Regions from separate parts of the Homo sapiens genome. Here regions 1, 2 and 4 are each linked to region 3. The links are chromatin contacts, found by Hi-C in ENCODE. All regions are on one chromosome and are shown on one strand. The core of a region is the stretch at or near the end of the contact, and the rest is flanking DNA. Distances in the headings are between cores, read along the strand shown. Region 1 holds the start of ARB2A (ARB2 cotranscriptional regulator A). Region 2 holds the start of ERAP2 (endoplasmic reticulum aminopeptidase 2). Region 3 holds the start of ARSK (arylsulfatase family member K). Region 4 overlaps ERAP2 (endoplasmic reticulum aminopeptidase 2).

Evidence for each region. Hi-C counts contacts between places; a loop is a spot of excess contacts on that map. Pooled maps may share reads with other maps.
Region 1: a loop to region 3 is called in a map of CD8-positive, alpha-beta T cell, with 9 times the contacts of the local background. The contact joins the promoter of ARB2A here to the promoter of ARSK in region 3. A Hi-C loop is called at or near these places in 2 of 168 maps with a recorded cell type or tissue (CD8-positive, alpha-beta T cell and naive thymus-derived CD4-positive, alpha-beta T cell) and 13 of 50 pooled maps.
Region 2: a pooled map shows a loop between it and region 3 (6-fold over the local background). The contact joins the promoter of ERAP2 here to the promoter of ARSK in region 3. A Hi-C loop is called at or near these places in 5 of 50 pooled maps.
Region 4: a pooled map shows a loop between it and region 3 (7-fold over the local background). The contact joins the enhancer-like site here to the promoter of ARSK in region 3. A Hi-C loop is called at or near these places in 5 of 50 pooled maps.

Annotation. Positions count from the first base shown.
Region 1 is chr5:94,109,973-94,114,140 of GRCh38, forward strand. It overlaps ARB2A (ARB2 cotranscriptional regulator A), which reads right to left and starts at 1,691. Exons shown (of 11, transcript NM_032042.6): 1 at 1,539-1,691. LOC105379087 (a long non-coding RNA gene) reads left to right here and starts at 1,730. Exons shown (of 7, transcript XR_001742441.2): 1 at 1,730-1,767; 2 at 2,353-2,432; 3 at 3,583-3,693.
Region 2 is chr5:96,874,044-96,878,345 of GRCh38, forward strand. It overlaps ERAP2 (endoplasmic reticulum aminopeptidase 2), which reads left to right and starts at 2,457. Exons shown (of 19, transcript NM_022350.5): 1 at 2,457-2,484. It also overlaps a transcript of ERAP1 not described here. RefSeq lists enhancers at 2,096-2,225, 2,246-2,395, 2,566-2,775, 3,146-3,355.
Region 3 is chr5:95,552,589-95,557,024 of GRCh38, forward strand. It overlaps ARSK (arylsulfatase family member K), which reads left to right and starts at 2,513. Exons shown (of 8, transcript NM_198150.3): 1 at 2,513-2,816. The coding sequence starts at 2,691. It overlaps SKIC3 (SKI3 subunit of superkiller complex), which reads right to left and starts at 2,389. Exons shown (of 43, transcript NM_014639.4): 1 at 2,348-2,389.
Region 4 is chr5:96,894,808-96,899,311 of GRCh38, forward strand. ERAP2 (endoplasmic reticulum aminopeptidase 2) reads left to right here. Exons shown (of 19, transcript NM_022350.5): 7 at 439-552; 8 at 1,566-1,697; 9 at 1,925-2,056. It also overlaps a transcript of ERAP1 not described here. Among named protein-coding and RNA genes, the nearest start is that of ERAP2, 21 kb to the left of the region's middle. RefSeq lists an enhancer at 2,319-2,378. Within about 2 kb of position 2,229, at least 8 of the 41 ENCODE cell types and tissues checked have a DNase peak (open chromatin) inside an H3K27ac peak, as active enhancers do.

The DNA.
Region 1 (4,168 bases), core at 441-2,940, 1.4 Mb before region 3:
CTTCCCGGTTCAAGCAATTCTCCTGCCTCAGCCTCCAGAGTAGCTGGGAATACAGGCGCACGCCACCACACCCAGCTAATTTTTTTGTATTTTAGTAGAGACGGGGTTCACCGTGTTGCCCAGGCTGGTCTCAAACTCCAGGGATCAGGCAATCCGTCCGCCTCGGCCTCCCAAAATGCTAGGATTACAGGCGTGAGCCACCGCGCCCTGCCTTTCTCTATACCTCTTAATCACTACTTGTTATATATTTACTTGTTAATTATACGTCTCCATCCACTAGAATGTAAGTTCCAGGAGCAAAAGGACTTTCTATTTTGTTTACTGCTGTCTTCCCATCACCTGAACACTATCCGGCACACTGAAGGTTGCCAGTAAATACTTGCTAAATGGATAAACAAGTGGATGCTCATGGTTTCATAGATAATATTTCCCTCTTGGCCTTGGTACTATTTATTCTACCATATGGAGCAGCCATAGCCTGAAAGCATCCAGAGCATCCTTAACTTTTCAGCGTAGGATTCACTGGTTAAGTGGAAGTAAGGCCTAGTTGAAAATTCTGAAAGAAGCCTGGTACCAGCACTGTCACTGAGGCCTTAACGAAGCAGATCCAAAAATACTCTCTTACTCAGTTTCTACATTCGCTAAATGTATACAGTGTAACCGTCCCTCGCATTGTAGGATAAAGAATACACCTTATCAATGAGATATTTGTTATGCAGTATATGGCATGCGTTAATGCAAACGATGTCATGTACTACATTAAAAAATCGCACTGATATTTTGATAAATATACAATGCACTTGTAGATAAAAACCAGAGAATTTTTCCCTCTACAGCTTTTTTGAGGATTTGGGAGAAATGGACAAATGCAACAACATTGCATGTCATTAAATACAGTATATCCAAACACAACGAGTTTCTTGGCCCAACAGATATAGACCCTGGAGCACTATAAGAATATGTTAAACACCTGGATGAGGGAAAGAGAAGACTGCTTCCAAAACATACTTACTTTATTTCAAAGTCAAAAGTATTCAACACTTAATTCATACTGCATCCCAGAGAAACGTCCCACCCGCGCCCATGCATGTTACAAGTTTTGAGAGCATTTTATAACTGCACTTTAATCCCTCTGCAGTGAATGACTTCTGGTAAAGCGCTGGCAGTTAATAATACTTTTTGTAGAAAAAAAAATTAATACAACAACCACAATACCTCCACTCGCAAGAAAGCGGAGGAGGGCCCATTACTCTGTCTCCAGGGACTCCCAGAATCCCGTACGCCCCGACATAAGGAAAGTCATCCAGGGAACACACACGTCGCTCCCGCCTAGAGAGTGGAAATGGAACATGGGACCTGCCCATCAGCGGAGGCCCAGACACAAGTCAGAGGTGTCCGCAGGGAATGCAGCGTGGTTCCAGACAGCCTCGGTCCCCAGGGCCAGCGACCACCGCCTGAGACCGACCCAGGCCAGCCCCCTCCTGATTTCGACCCGGGCCTGCCCCCGGAGCTCACATCCCCGCAAACGGCAGTCCTACCTGAGCTCTGCCCCCAGCCACAGGGCTGAGGGGGCAGGCGGGAGGAGGCGTGGCCTTCCAGTTCGCCAGTCGAACTCCCTCGTGCGGTTGTTATGACTTTCCCTCTCGGGATCCGCGCCCCGACCAAGTTCGAGTTGCACTTCCGGGGTCTTCAGGAGATTGATACGTCATTACGCACTTGACGGCAGCGGCGGCGACAACCCGGAAACGGGCGGGGCGCGGGCCCTGGGTAGGTTCCTGTGGTATTAGGTGGACTGGAGAAAGAGGCCCGCGTGAATTAAGTGTAGTTCTCTTATGCACTGGCGGACTCTGGTCGCCCTTCCTTGTGAAGGCTGCCTGGGTAGCCGTAGAGGACGAGGCCACTCTAAAGCCTCGTTTTCCCAGCGGAATTTTAACTATTCTAAGGATGTCCTTACAGCCAGTTCCCCACTCCGCTACTCAGAGTGTGTCAGACTTTACCCTGTCCATTCAACTCCAGAAAAACCGGGAGGTCTAGATTCGGAAGATTAAATTTACCTTTGAATTAGGACATGTAAAATAGGAAGTTAATATTAGCATCCTAATGACAAAAGTTTTCTCGTTATCATACTTGACTCAAATGGGAATCTTACGGATATTAATGTTTTTTCCAGAAACAGGTTTGAAAGGTATTTCAAGGATAAATCTGGGGAAAGGGATGGAAGCAACTGATTTTTAATTTTTAGATAGTACTCTCAGAGCATTTATTTAGTCCAAAACTGTTAATTTAATGAATTAGGCTAAACTAGACGCTGGGGTAACAAAGCTGAGTTAGATACCCTCTCCTCTGAGGCAGCTAAAGAGAAGGAAAGTCTGGTGGCTGACAAGTAAACCAACAGTTATGTTCTTCAGAGAGGAGATCTCAGACTCTCTAAGGTATACTTCACTTCCACACTGTTTGTACTTTGCAAATGTACCCTGCCCCCTAAAATGTAAACTCACTGATGGTAGTGACATAATCTTGTCTTTTTAATGTATCCTCAACCATACAACAGTGCCTGTCCACAAAGTAGACAATAAATACTTATTGAATGACTGAATGATCACAGTGGTAAATAATAGATTGGGGAAATCTAGAAAAGTGTATAGGACAAGAAGAAAGTGGTGTAAGTAAGTGGCGGGAGATAAGGAGCAGTAAAAGGTGAGAGAATCCACTGGAGTTAGCCAGAACTGAGTACCTGAATGAATCTCGGGCATTGCAAGACTGTTAGGGCTTCATTTCCGGAAAGAACTCAAATGGTTTGTAGAGTGACACTTTATACTGAAGAGGAAGGCAACAGCCAGATTCTGAAAAGCTTTCTATGTCATGCTGAGTAATTTGATTTTCTGCTGCAGACAATTGGGGAAGCTGAAGGATTGTTGAACAGAGGAGGGAAACATTTTTATTTTGGTGGACTTTTGCAACAGTGACAGATTATATTAAAAAGATAAGGCTCCCAAAAATGTATAATCCCAGTTTAACCATGAGAAAAACATCAGACAAAATACCTGACCAGTACTACTCCAAACAGTTAAAGTCATGAAAAACAAGGAAAGTCTGAGAAACTGTCTGAGCCAAGAGGAGCCTAAAGAGACCAACTTTAATGTTGGATCCTGAAATAGAAATAGAACGTAAGTGAGAAAACTAGTGAAAATTGAATAAAAAAGTAACATTCCATTAAGAGAATATACCAATGTTTACATAAAATATGGAGATTGGTCAAAAGATGAGTGACATGACCTTTCAATATTTCCAGGATAGAGGCCCACTCAAGGGTTAGGGGAATGTACTTTGTTCAGTAGTAAACTATTGAACAAACATATGGGTGCTTCAGCCTGCAATTCCAGCTGGACTTACATGGGAATGAATGAGCCTTCAGATTGTTCCTGTCATTGAGTCAGCTGGGGTCCAAAATTTCATAAAGCAGAGACGAGCCATCCCCACTGTGCCCAGTTCTGAATTCCTGACCCACAGAAACAATTAGAGATAATGAAAATGATTCTTGTTACTTTAAGCCAGTAAATTTTGGAGTGATTTGTTTTTCAGCAAAAGAAACTAATAGCTGTATGACAACAGCCAAAGAGTAAATATCCTTTCAAGTCCAATCCTGCCTAAGATGTCAAAATCAAGAATGAAGAGGTTATGTGCTGAAACAGAGTGAGTCCTTTTCTCTCCTTACTCTACCCTAAATGGTAAACTCCTGCCTCAGCTGACCACAAAAATATCTTCTGCAAATCTGTGAGGAGAAAGGAGGGAAAGCAACAAAAATTGTATGTGGGCTTAGATGTTTTGTTAGAATTACAACAGCCCATGTGTAGCTTAGCAGAAACCATTACAATGATGACTACACAATATAGTACAAAAATGTCCCCTCATTTTAACCATAGTCATCTAAACTGTACAAGTTAGTTTATAATTTTAATTTATACATCTCTAGGGAAGCCAGAAACTTCAGTTTCTCTCCCCACCTCTCTTCTCTTGCACTTCAAAATCCTACTAAGATAAGGAAAAAGGAAAGGAGATTTGTTCCCTCCTGGCTAACAGCTGGTCCATCTTTGATCACTAGGATGATCAAAGAAATGTCCCTATACCATATTTTGCGTATCCTCCTCCTATTCCAGACCACTTCCTT
Region 2 (4,302 bases), core at 1,207-3,706, 1.3 Mb after region 3:
ATTCCCTAAGCAATAAACTTCCCAAAGCTTATCCCAAAGAAAAGAGAAGAGAAAAGAAAAAAAAAAGAAGGAAGGAAAGAAAGAAAGAGAGAGAGAAAGAAAGAAAGAAAGAAAGAAAGAAAGAAAGAAAGAAAGAAAGAGAGAGAGAAAGAAGAAAGAAAAGAAAAGTTAGGAGCCCATTTTGCTGAGAAACTCTTTTAAATAAGCTACAAGTACTTGAATCTGGCTCAATTTTCACTTCTAGGATTCTGCAGCTCAATTCCATAGCCTGTTTCTTCATTCTCCATCACCACTTCTGTTCCAGTGGGCAGGAGAGAGCTCTGAAAACACACATGCACTCGCCCACATACCCACAGCTAGGCTGGATCTTGTGACAAGGAATATCACAGAAATACTCCCAGCCTCCTATACCTCTTCTACCTGCCCCCACGCCCTGCAGAGTTAGAGTCCGTAGATAAGCCCTTGGGGCCTCCTCTTCTTTGTCGTCTTTGTCCCCTTCTTTTTCCCACTCACTGGCTTCCAGCCATCCCCCTTCCTGTGGTGCCCCTCTCACTACATGAAATGCAGCTCTGAGGGACCCCATTCAGTCTTATGTTTCGGGCCTTAGGTGTAGGCTACTGCCTTCCTTTCTGCCCCTTCTACTTTATCGACTTGTTCTTTCAGGTTGAAATAATAAAATGTAGAAAGGTGGAAAAATTAAAGCTTGAGACTTAACTAGGATCTAATCATGGCAACATGTGCTATTGGGCCAAACATAGGTTGCAAACACAAACCACAGCAGGACAAGGCACATGATACAAGTCTATGAAGAGTGTCTGCAACATGATAAGAGCTAAGCTTGTTATATTTCACTTGACAATAGAAATTGTATGGATGTATTGCCATTTAATAGACTGTGATTCAAACAAAACAACTATAGGCTGGCATATAGGCTGCCAGTAGGCCACTATGGTTCCCACACTAGGACTTGCCCCTCTGTAAATGGGGAAATCAAGGAAAGATCTTGAGCAGTGGGGGAGGCATGGTCGAGCAGTAGTTGAAAGGATTAATCTGGTGGCATCGTACAAGTAACTGCAAGAAGCTGAGCTTGAGAAGCTGGGAAGACATGATTGAAGGCCATTGTGAGGAAGGATGAGGACCTGGACTACTTTAATAAGCGGTGGGATTTTTTCTTAGTTGGATAGAAAGAGATTGAAAATGATTCAAAAAGGCCAGTTGCGGTGTCTCATGCCTGTAATCCCAATCCTTTGGGAGGCTGAGGCAGAAGGATCACTTGAGCCTAGGAGTTTGAGACCAGCCTGAGCAACATGGGAAGACCTCATCTATAAAAAAAAAATAATAAATTAGCTGGGTGTAGTGGTGGATGCCTGTAGCCCCAGCTACTTGGGAGGCTGAGGTGGGAGGATCATTTGAGCTCAGGAAGTCAAGGCTGCAGTGAGCTGGGATGGCACCACTGCACTCCAACCTGGGTGACAGAGTGAGACCCTATCTCAAAAAAAAAAAAAAGAAAAGAAAAGGAAAAATCAACAGGCTTTGGTAACAAATTGGAGAGGGACAGAATCAAAGTAACTAACTATATGGTTCAATCCTAGATAATGGAAGAAGGCTGGAAGCATATAAAGCAAAGGGTGTTTATCTGGGGAAAGAAAACACTATTTGAGTTGTCAGGGTTCTGGTTCAGGTTAGGGTTAGACATCCATGTACTGTTGGTCCATCAGGCTGTTGGAATTACAGCAGCAGAACCCTTGAAGGAGGGATCACAATGGGAGCAATGTGGGATGAATGGGGATAAATGCTAAATCTGGGTACTGGAAAGGATAAAGAGAGGGCAGAGCAAAGGCCAGAGGTTTCATCTTTGTGGAAGGTCTGTATTCAGAGCAGAGAGGAAGTTGAAGCCCAACTCAAACAGGCAGATAAAGAGAGATCAAAGAGATGAGCATGAGATACAGTCCCCTCGTGCCCAAGGAGACAGGGTGGTTACAGACATGGAAAATCTGAGAATAATCACCTCTGATAAAGATCACAGAAGCTGCCCGGGAGGTGTTTGGTAAGCTTGGAGTTACGTTTGTGGGGTGGATGGGCAGAAGTCAGATTTCATAGCACTGAGGATGCAGCACAAGGAGAAGTTCAAGATCAATTCCTAAGACAACAACTTGGCACTAAAAAACATAAACTATGTTCTGAAGGCTTTACCCTGGGGACAAGGGAAGGGAGGTGATAACAGCAGAAGTGGCAGCCACTGGCGATCCTTTCTTTCCATGGTTTGGCTTCTACTCCAAAGCCACTTATTTGTGCATTCTACAAAAAGTTTCTTGTCCTTTTTGAAATAAAGCTCTTATCCTAAGCTCCATTCACACCTGCGTGATAATGAACCAGCTAGTACTTACTGTACTCAGGAAGCATGCAAAGTTCTGAATCTTAGAACAGAAAGTGAAAGCAAAAGTAAATTCCCCTTCAGTCAAATCTGCAGCAGCATGATTTAAGGTAACGTATCAACATTTCTCTTGGGTTTGTCTTAAAATTAGATTTTTTCAATAAGAATAATGAACTGAAGGTATAGAACTGCTGTGTTGAGAAGGTTTTGTAATCTAAGGCAAGGTTCTGGGGGACTGGGGTGAATTGGGCGCGGCTGTATTAGAAAGTGTATGCAGTTGAGGCTGGGACTTGATCTAAGACGCTGCTGCACTGACTCTCTTTCAGAGATCTTTTTGTCTTTTCTAAGCGTTTGTGACAATTCTTGCCTCTTCAATCCCAGGATGTTTTGTTCACTGCATTGCTATTTAAGGTACAGTGCAGTATAATAGAAAGCCCACCAGACCAAAGGGCAAAGAGCTATGTTTTAGTCCTGATTCTGTTTCAGACTTCCTGTGTGGATTTTGAGAAGTCACCATCCTGTTCCTTCATCTGTTTATTTAATTTAATTTATGTATTTATTTATTTATTTATTTTGAGAGAGAGCCTCGCTCTGTCGCCCAGGCTGGAGTGCAGCAGCACGATCTCGGCTCACTGCAACTTCCACCTCCCTGGTTCAAGCGATTCTCGTGCCTCAGCCTCCCGAGTAGCTAGGACTACGGGCATGTGCCACCATGCCCGGCTAATTTTTGTATTTTTAGTAGAGGTAGGGTTTCACCATGTTGGTGAGGCTGGTCTCGAATTCCTGACCTCAGGTGATCTGCCCACCTTGGCCTCCCAAAATGCTGGCATTACAGACCTGAGTCACTGTGCCCGGTCCTGTTTCTTTATCTGAACACTAAGGACTTGTACTAGCTGGCCTTTACAACCCTTACTAGTTCTAAAGTTAAAGACTGTGTGAGTAAAGCTTTTCTCTCTACTCTTATCAATCAAGTACATCTCTAGGAGTGTCTGCTACAAGTGGGGGCGAGCTACTCCTTCATTTTGGCCATTGAATGCAAGTTATAACCTCAATAATAATTTCATATCCAACACTAATTACTTACTTCCTATATGCTCCATGCTGTGCTGTGCCAACTTCTTCACATGAATTATTTCATTTAATCATCCCAGCATGAGGAAGGTATAATTATTACACTGTTTTATGGTTGAGATAAATGAAGCTCAAAAAGTAAAAAACTTTGCCCATGATCACGTAGGTGAGGTTGGTGGAATTAGCGTTGGAATCTGGGCACTCTGATTCCAAAGCCTCAGACCCACATAATAAGCCACTCCATTTTTTTTAAACCCTCCAAAATTCAAGCTAATAGACCAATTATGAGTGTACTTATCAGACGTTCTTGGAACACTGAGATTTGTAGCAGTAATTTAATGCTTGTTTTTAAAAAGAGGGAGAAGTATCTTTAATATTATTTTATTTTTGTTCCTTTAACAATACCTGTCACCTGCATTAATATTGCAAATTGAAAAATTGAAGTAATTGTTTGGATAATTAATGCTGCAGAACTTGTTAAGGATTATAAAAAGAAGAAGTAGCAGAGAAAACCTTCATGGTTTGAGTTGGAGCAGTAAGGAAGTAAGTAGAGGCAGGTGGTAGGGTGGCAGTAAGAATTGATTCCCCCAAATTAACTATGCTGTTTGTCCTAATTTTATATGTGTTGTAGCTTTACCCTTCAAAAAGAAAGAAACTTAGTTCTATTTACAAAGGTAGTAAATTCAGTTTGATTTAATTGTGCTTTCAAAAGTAGTGTAAAGGGAAAAGAACCGAACCTTAAAAAAATTCTGTAAGAATATTATAAACTCAAAATTTATTTCCATGGCTTTTGACATATTGAAAATAAACTGGGGATAAATACCTACCTTGACCAGCAACCTTTACACCAGTAGCCA
Region 3 (4,436 bases), core at 1,263-3,762:
CCTGGGGAAAAACAAGCCACAGAAGCATCTGTGACCCACACTTTCCAAAGAGGGCTTTCGGAACTCAGTATTCTAGAGGAGAGCATGCAGGAGTGAAAAATGGCGGGAGGGAAGTAGGCAGTGAGGCAAATGGTTACATTCTCTTGAGTACCTTTTCTGATAGCATAGAATTACTGATTAGCAAAAATGTTGTACGTTCACAAAAGAGTAATCAAAACAATGAGGAAACCTGAAATTATGAGAACTAGCTGAAGAAACTGGGGACTAGGAAAAATAAATAAATGGTGGCGAGGGAGTTGGGGGAAGGACTGTTGAAAGGGAGAGATTATCCATGTAAAAGTGAAGAAAAATGCACTAATGAATGGTTAAAAATAGAGGAAGATTAACTTCAACTTAAAATAGGAACTTTTAATGAGACCTATATAAATGTGGAATGAGGTACTCAATGGAAGTGTTTCCCATCACTGGAGATGAAAAAGCACAGGCTGGACAATCCACTCAGCAGGAATGTTTTAGGATAAACTGAATGTCAGATGGGAAGTAGGACTAGAAGCCTCTTAGATTCTTCCAGCACAACGTCTCTAAGGCTCTAAAATATCTGTCTTGCTCCAAATCACTGCAGCACCTGCTCCTATTGACACTGCCAAGGGGAGAAAGAAGAAAAAGATGTATTCTTGTAAGCCTGTCATCAGAGTACATGTCCTGTGGAAACAAGGCTGTAGAGAGTAAGCACAGTTTATGGAATCAGACACAAAATTAAATATAACTTTTATGAATTTAAATGTCAGTCAATATTGTCACTATGGTAGAAAATACGTTCTACATTCCAAATTAACTCAAAACAAATTTGTTTTTATGAGAGAGCCCACTTGTATTACCTTCCGTGCTGTATTATTATTTCATGTATGCTTGGTTTTGCTTCCCTGAAATCTAAACTCATGTAAACTGAGACTATTGTTTAGGGGTTTTTTTGTTTTTGTTTTTTTTTTGAGATGGAGTTTTGCTCTTGTTGCCCAGGCGGAGTGCAAAGGTGCGATCTCAGCTCACTGCAACCTCCACCTCCTGGGTTCAAGTGATTCTCCTGCCTCAGCCTCCCTAGTAGCTGGGATTACAGGCGCCCGCCACCACGCCCAGTATTTTGCGTATTTTTCGTAGAGACGGGGTTTCACCATGCTGGCCAGGCTGGTCTCGAACCCCTAACCTTCGGTGATCCGCCCGTCTCGGCTTCCCAAAGTGCTGGGATTACAGGCGTGAGCCACCGCGCCCAACACTGTTTACGTTTTTGCATGCTCCCGCAGATCTTTATCATGCTGCTTGAGTAACAATTCTGCTACACTAACAGATAAACTAACTGCAGACAGAGCATTTAGTGAGTTACGGCACAGACTCTTCAATTTTCAGTCGTGCTCTGACTGGCTCCCTGTGTAAACTCAGGCCAGTCATTTAACCTCTCTAAGCCTGTTTTCCTATCTGCAATATGGTGAAAGTGAGGATTATAGAAAATATTCCATATAAAAGTACGTGGCACGCAGCAGATGCTCAGTAAATGCTTAGTATAACGCTCAGCACCTAAGTGCCATGTGAGTATTAAATAAACAAATCTGTTCCTTACTACAATTATCTTAGGCAAAAAAAAACCTGCCAGATATTAGTATTCAGTTGACTTAAGTAAGTAGTATAACTCCTCTTTTAACTGTCAGAATATTAAAACTACTAGTGTGATGTGCAAATTATATACCCGAAACTAGATACAGAAATTGGAATTTGGCTTTGGGACAGAAATCTGCTTCTTCCAGAACTCTCCAAAGGAATTCAACAGTCAAAAGAGACCGGTTTTTATTCTGCAGCAAAACAATGATATTCTGAACCTACGTCAACTAACTGAACATGTCACACAGCCCATTTCCCCCTCCAGTTTCGCTTATCTCCTTTGCTCTCTGAAGGCAAGGAACAGCTATGCTTTCCCCTGCCTACAGCCTGAAACTTCTTACTAGGCCCCGCTCCTCGCCCCATGGGAGCACAGTAAATCCTGACTGCACGGGGTAAGAGAAGCAATAAGATGAGACAGGCTAGAGATTTCCCTGGGAAGGTATTCGGGGGGGTCTAAGGCATTCACGGCGCACCTGAGGCGGTCCACCCAGAGGCCCCACAAGGCACCGCCCTATTCAACTTAAGTGACAGCCGCGCCGCCACCTCATCGCCGCCCAGTTCACGCTCTCGCCGAACACTCAGCCACGCTTGCGCGGCCCAAAATGAACAGCCCCGGCCCCGATCCTTTCTTTCTCTAAGTACCATTTCAATCGCCTTTAGGATCCCTTGTGCAAAACCGACAGAAATCCAAACCCACCTGGAGCAGATGCTCCTCTTCTACAAACGCCGAGGCTGCAATGAGAGCGCATGCGCCTTTCCCAGGACTCATTCACGTGACTGGAAGTGGCTGGGTTCTGATTTGCTCGGTATTTGATTAAAAGGTCTTAACGTGGGTAAAAGCGGGAATTTCTCTGTTGCGCATGTGCGCGCTCTCCGCCTGATAGGAGTTGTAGTTCTGCGGGTGAAGCTCGGCGTTACTATCAAGCAACCAAACTGCAAGCTTTGGGAGTTGTTCGCTGTCCCTGCCCTGCTCTGCTAGGGAGAGAACGCCAGAGGGAGGCGGCTGGCCCGGCGGCAGGCTCTCAGAACCGCTACCGGCGATGCTACTGCTGTGGGTGTCGGTGGTCGCAGCCTTGGCGCTGGCGGTACTGGCCCCCGGAGCAGGGGAGCAGAGGCGGAGAGCAGCCAAAGCGCCCAATGTGGTGCTGGTCGTGAGCGACTCCTTCGTAAGTACCGCGAGGCAGGGGAGGGGCGCCCCGCTGGGGATCGGCGACCTCACCGCCGCCGCCTGTGCTGCAGGCTTTGGGGAGCAGAACCTGAGACATTTTCAAACACCTTTTACCCCGATGCAAAGAAAGAAATACATTTTATGTGAGGCCCCGTGTACTCACACGTACACCACATACCTATGCAAACATGTAAAACAATAGTGAAACACTGAAAACATCTTTGCAGATCTTTTTTTTTTAATACTGACCTCGATTCGCTAAATTATTTTACCACGACTAATGAACTTTCAGTCCATACCCCCGTTTGGTTTAATTGTGTGGTAAAATAACATTCTGCATCTCCATAAAAGCGTGTTAGCTTTCCAAAAGTCATTTTCCAGTTCACCTCAAGTTTGCAGGAATTCATGTTTGGGTGAGAAGTGAAGAAAGTTTATTTTTATTACCCAGGTCTGTGATAATCCTGTTAGTGCTGATTCAAATGGAATCGTTGGTATAACTTGATTCACTCCCCCGTATTCCAGAGAAATTGTGTGTATGTGTGTGTGTTGGTAATGTGGCTGAATCCCAAACTTAAACAGTTTTTGAAACTTTCCCAAGCCAAAGGTGCTACTGTCAACCTTACGCGATGCTTTTAGGATGATCCATGTTTTAAAAAGTGCTGCTTAGACAATTGTTTGGTTATTAATTGTAATATTAGTTTATTATCACTCGGTGTTACTGTGGTCACACAGATGTTGGTGTTAAGCATATCTGGCACTAAAGAGTGTTTGTAATCATATGTTGTATTTCCTTTCTCGTAGATTCCTGATGATTAAAATTACATAGTCTGGATGTGCCCATGGGATTTTTTGAAAATATTACTTAAAGTTATCTTTGTGATTTAAACTTAGAGAATGGGCAGTACTGGAAATTGACTAGATGGCATTTTATTACAGAGTGCTCTTGTAATCAAAGGCAAATGAAGGAAGCAGGATTGTGCAGAGGAGAAGCTGAATTTTGTTGCCATCTTATGAATGACAGTTCTCAAACTAGTATGGTGCTTCAGAGCTGCTTTCCAATAGGAGTGAGGAGAACAGACCTTTCCACCTGCATGTTGGATGGCCACTGGTTGTGGGCTGCTCCTAGAATGGGGCATGGTGTTGGGCAAAGCAGCTGTCTTCAGCAGAGGCAATTGTTCATTCCTAAAAGGGAATCCGAATGTGGATCACAACATCCCAGAAACTTCCAAAGATGACTGAGATATATAGGTTTGTTATTTTTTTTAGTGTAGTATGAATGCATAGATTTTTCTATATTTGTGCTTAAATTTTTTGCATTCACGGCCGGGCGCGGTGGCTCACGCCTGTAATCCCAGCACTTTGGGAGGCCGAGGTGGGCGGATCACGAGGTCAAGAGATCAAGACCATCCTGGCTAACACAGTGAAACCCCGTCTCTACTAAAAATACAAAAAAATTAGCCGGGCGTGGTTTCGGGCGCCTGTAGTCCCAGCTACTCGGGAGGCTGAAGCAGGAGAATGGCGTGAACCTGGGAGGCGGAGCTTGCAGTGACCTGATATCGCACCACTGCACTCCAGCCTGGGCGACGGAGCGAGAGTCCGTCTCGAAAAAAAAATAAAA
Region 4 (4,504 bases), core at 979-3,478, 1.3 Mb after region 3:
TTAATATAAAAAGATAACTTCACCCAGGACACTTGGATTTATATTTCTCCCTTGAACATCATCATATATCAAGGACAAGGTGAGATTGTTCTTATTGGGCAGGAAAGAAAAAAACTACCTCCATAAAGTGTTCCATTTTCTTTCTTAATATTAAATCTAATAACTAGGAAATGTTGGGCAGATAGAATGAAAGTCGAAGAGTTAAGGGCATTGAGAACACACAAAAAAAAGAAAAAAGAAAACCAAGCAAAAATGTGGTGGTGAGAATAAGAAGGCAAGGAAATCAGTAGAAGAAAATTGTACAGAGAGAAAAGGGTAGCAAAGAGAGAAGAGAGATCCTAACTAATAAAAAAAAAGTTAGTAACTATTGTATTTTTTGCTAAAGTTAATAATTTTTATTTGTTTAACTTCTAATAATATTGAGTTTTTACCTCCTAGTGGTTTGGCAACCTGGTCACAATGGAATGGTGGAATGATATTTGGCTTAAGGAGGGTTTTGCAAAATACATGGAACTTATCGCTGTTAATGCTACATATCCAGAGCTGCAATTTGTAAGTTCACAATTCTGTGTATCATACTATATGGTGTAAAGAATCATCAATTCACTATTAAAATTTCAAGTGAATGTTAAACAGAAAAACTACATAATGTTGTGGTTTTTGAACATATGGCATTTTGTTTGATACACGAAACAGATCACAGAACTGGATGAAACATTGAAGGTTTTAGAAAACAATCAACATAAATCTGTCACCCCAAAGTCTGTAAAGAGAGAAGGCAAACTAATACAAATGTAGAACTGTGTATGTGGGTTGAGAGGAAAGAACATCACTGTTTGTATACATCTGCACAGGAATGCTCATGGCTACTAGGTACTATAGAGAGTTCTCGGCATGTAACCTGAAATCAACATCATTGGGGGTGTACTTTTCTAGAATTTCCAAAGGGTCTGCTGGCTTCCCCAAAATGTGTGAAGGGATTTCTTCAGGTACGTCTTTTTTAAAAACGAATATAGTGGTCTGAACACTACACAAATTTGCATATCAAGGTGGTTAGTAATGGTTAATTAGGTCTTTGGGATATATATTTAGTCCAGTACACTATAGACAGACATGGATTCAAAGTTAGGCTCTTCTTGTTACTGTGTATGTACTGAATTTGTGGCTTAATGCCAAAGCTTTATATATTCTTATTTGTAAAATGCATATACCATATCTCCCTTGCAGAGGTGTTGACAGGATTGCAGATGATAGGTCTAGGCACGTAACAAGTATTCACTAAATGGAAACCATTATTTTATTTCTGTATTCAAGGGCTGGTACATGATAAACATTCAGGCAATGTCTGAAGGAATATTGGATTTGTATCTTTTTAAAGTAGAGAAACTTTAAAAAGATGTATTCCCCTTTGGCCAAAGGGGAATACATACAAGAAAAGAAACATCTCCCAAGAAATATCGATTGAAATCTTACCTCTAAGAACATCTTACTAAACCTACTATGTTTTCTATTGCTTTTACAGTGTCAAATAGAAACTAAAACTAAACATTTTTCTCCCTGTTTAGGATGACTATTTTTTGAATGTGTGTTTTGAAGTAATTACAAAAGATTCATTGAATTCATCCCGCCCTATCTCCAAACCAGCGGAAACCCCGACTCAAATACAGGAAATGTTTGATGAAGTTTCCTATAACAAGGTAGTAAATATCAGGTGCAGGTGGAAGCTCTGCTTTCAGAAGTGTAATAATGACTATAGAATCAGCAGTTTAAGTCACTGGTGCCAGTTCCTGCTACTTGTTTCACTTTTTATTTGTTCACTTTTCAGACATCACACATGTTCCGTAAAATTTAAGCTTCCTTTAAAAACATACCATACTACCATTTTCTTTATCTCTTTTTTCAACTCTTTTGTTTTTTTTTAAAGGGAGCTTGTATTTTGAATATGCTCAAGGATTTTCTGGGTGAGGAGAAATTCCAGAAAGGAATAATTCAGTACTTAAAGAAGTTCAGCTATAGAAATGCTAAGAATGATGACTTGTGGAGCAGTCTGTCAAATGTAAGTCATATGTTGGGTAACGATAGACTGTTATTTAATCTAGAAAGTAACAGAATAATTGTGAATGTTTATAAATAGCTATATATTGTCAGTCAACCATATTTATTCTGCTTGCTATGTTGTCATGGTCTATAGAAGGCAGCACTTCCCTTTTTCCTCTAACACCACACTAGGATGTCACGCTGGGGTGGCCCCAGGGGCTCACTATTTGACCTGACTTTCTTTGGTTTCTCTTCTACGACTAATCCTACACTTTTATGTTCCCTTGATCTAAAATCTTTAAAATGTTGTAATTTCTACCATATAACACCTAATCTCTGGCAAATTTTAAGGTTGTCAACTGTATTCCCCAATGTGTATATATTTGTTGAGCAAAACTAATCTTCTCTCTTATAAGAAGAAATCTTGCTCAATCTCTAGATCATTGTGCCTATATTTCTAGTGCCTTTACTAGCTGAAATGCCCTTTCTTCTTTCCAACAATTCAAATGCCACCCAACTTTTAAGATCCAGCTGAGATTTCACCTCCTCCTTACAGACTGTTCCAGCCCTCATTCGTTTGCCTGTCTGCTAAATTCTTAGCAGTGCACTTATAATCTGTTCCACATAATAGTACCCTCTTTTATTGTTTTTATTAGTTCAATAATGATAATGTGCTTAAGAACAAAAATTGTGTCTATTCTTTTTTTAATGTGATAGCACCTAGCATATGTTGATCTTATAATAGTGATTAATAAGCAGTTAATGATTGATTAAAGAACTTATGGTCTGTCTTTGGGATTCATGTAGATAATAGGAAAGGCAAAGCAGAAAAATTCAGTTAATTCAGATGATTCTAATAATTATTAAAATATTTTAAAATTTCCAACTGCAAAGAAAATAATTTTTTATAGAACCATTAGACCCAGAGAACTCATACCTGTAATTAGAAGAACCCTAAGTCATTGTAGACAGAAGAGATCCTTTCTTTTTTACAAGCACTTGTGTCCCAGGGACAGTAATAATATTGTTTAATATTTCTGCAGCAGTTTACAGTTTAAAGACACTTTCATGGCCGGGTACAATGGCTCACGCCTGTAATCCCAAGACTTTGGGACACCAAGGTGGGTAGATCACTTCAGGTCAGGAGTTTGAGACCAGCCTGGCCAATTCGTGGAACCCCGTCTGTACTAGAAATACAAACATTAGCTTGGCATGGTGGTGCTTGCCTGTAATCCCAGCTATTCGTGAGGCTAAGGCAGGAGAATCACTTGAACCCAGGAGCTGGAGGTTGCAGTGAGCCGAGATTGCACCACTGCACTCCAGCCTGGGTGACAGAGTGAGACTCTGTCTCAATAATAATAATAATAACAATAATTAATAATAAATAAAAAATCAAAGTTAAAGAATAAAAAGCACTTTCATGTTGATTATCTCATTTGATATTTTTGTGCCCTTATAAAGCACACTTATGGTCCAACTGATGTGTGATTTTGTGGTTAAAGAAACAAAATCCAACAATCAAAAATTATTTCACAGCTCCTATTTTTTACTTGCATTTCTTGAAAATCCTGAGACATATTCAAATACATAGTTTTTACTTACAAAAATACTTATAGGCCTGGTGCGGTGGCTCATGCTTGTAATCCCATCACTTTGGGAGACCGAGGTGGGCAAATTGCCTGAGGTCAGTCTGGCCAACATGGTGAAAACCCATCTCTACTAAAATACAAAAAAAAAAAAAAAAAAAATTAGCCAGGTCTGGTGGATCACCTGTAATCCCAGCTACTCGGGAGGTTGAGGCAGGAGAATCACTTGAATCCAGGAGGCGGAGTTGCAATGAGCTGAGATCACACCACTGGACTCCAGCCTGGTGACAGAGTGAGACTCTGTCTTAAAACAAAACAAAACAAACAAACAAACAAAAAACATATAAAGATGCTCTTTACTATCCATTTCCATCACCCACCGTCAGTGGTCCAGACACACTTTCTCCATGCTTCCGCTTAAGCTTCTCAGCACCAAGTATTGTGTTGCTTCTGTCTCTCATCCCTCTCCATTTCCCTCTCCCTTGCCATGTGTGTGTGCATGTATGTATATTTGTAGACATCAGTTTAGCTCCCCTCCAACACGGAAGAATCTATCATTTGGTGTGCATACTGGCAGTAGAGGGTGGGAGTTAAAAAGAAAATTTGGCCAGCAATTACCAGATCATTTTAGGCCAGCAGTGTAAATTCCTGTGTTATTTTTTGTCACATCATGCTTATAATCATCTCAAAAGATAAAGTAATCATCATTACTCTGTGTTTATAAGTGAGAAAACTGATACTAAGGGACAGATTTGCCCAAAGTCACCAAGTCAGTGAGAAAATCAGTACTTAAAATTTGTCTTCTAAGTCCAATAGTTATTCAATTATATCACAGCTAGTTCCTAGTTTTAAGAAAAGTCCCCCATCAATCTTCCCCTAAA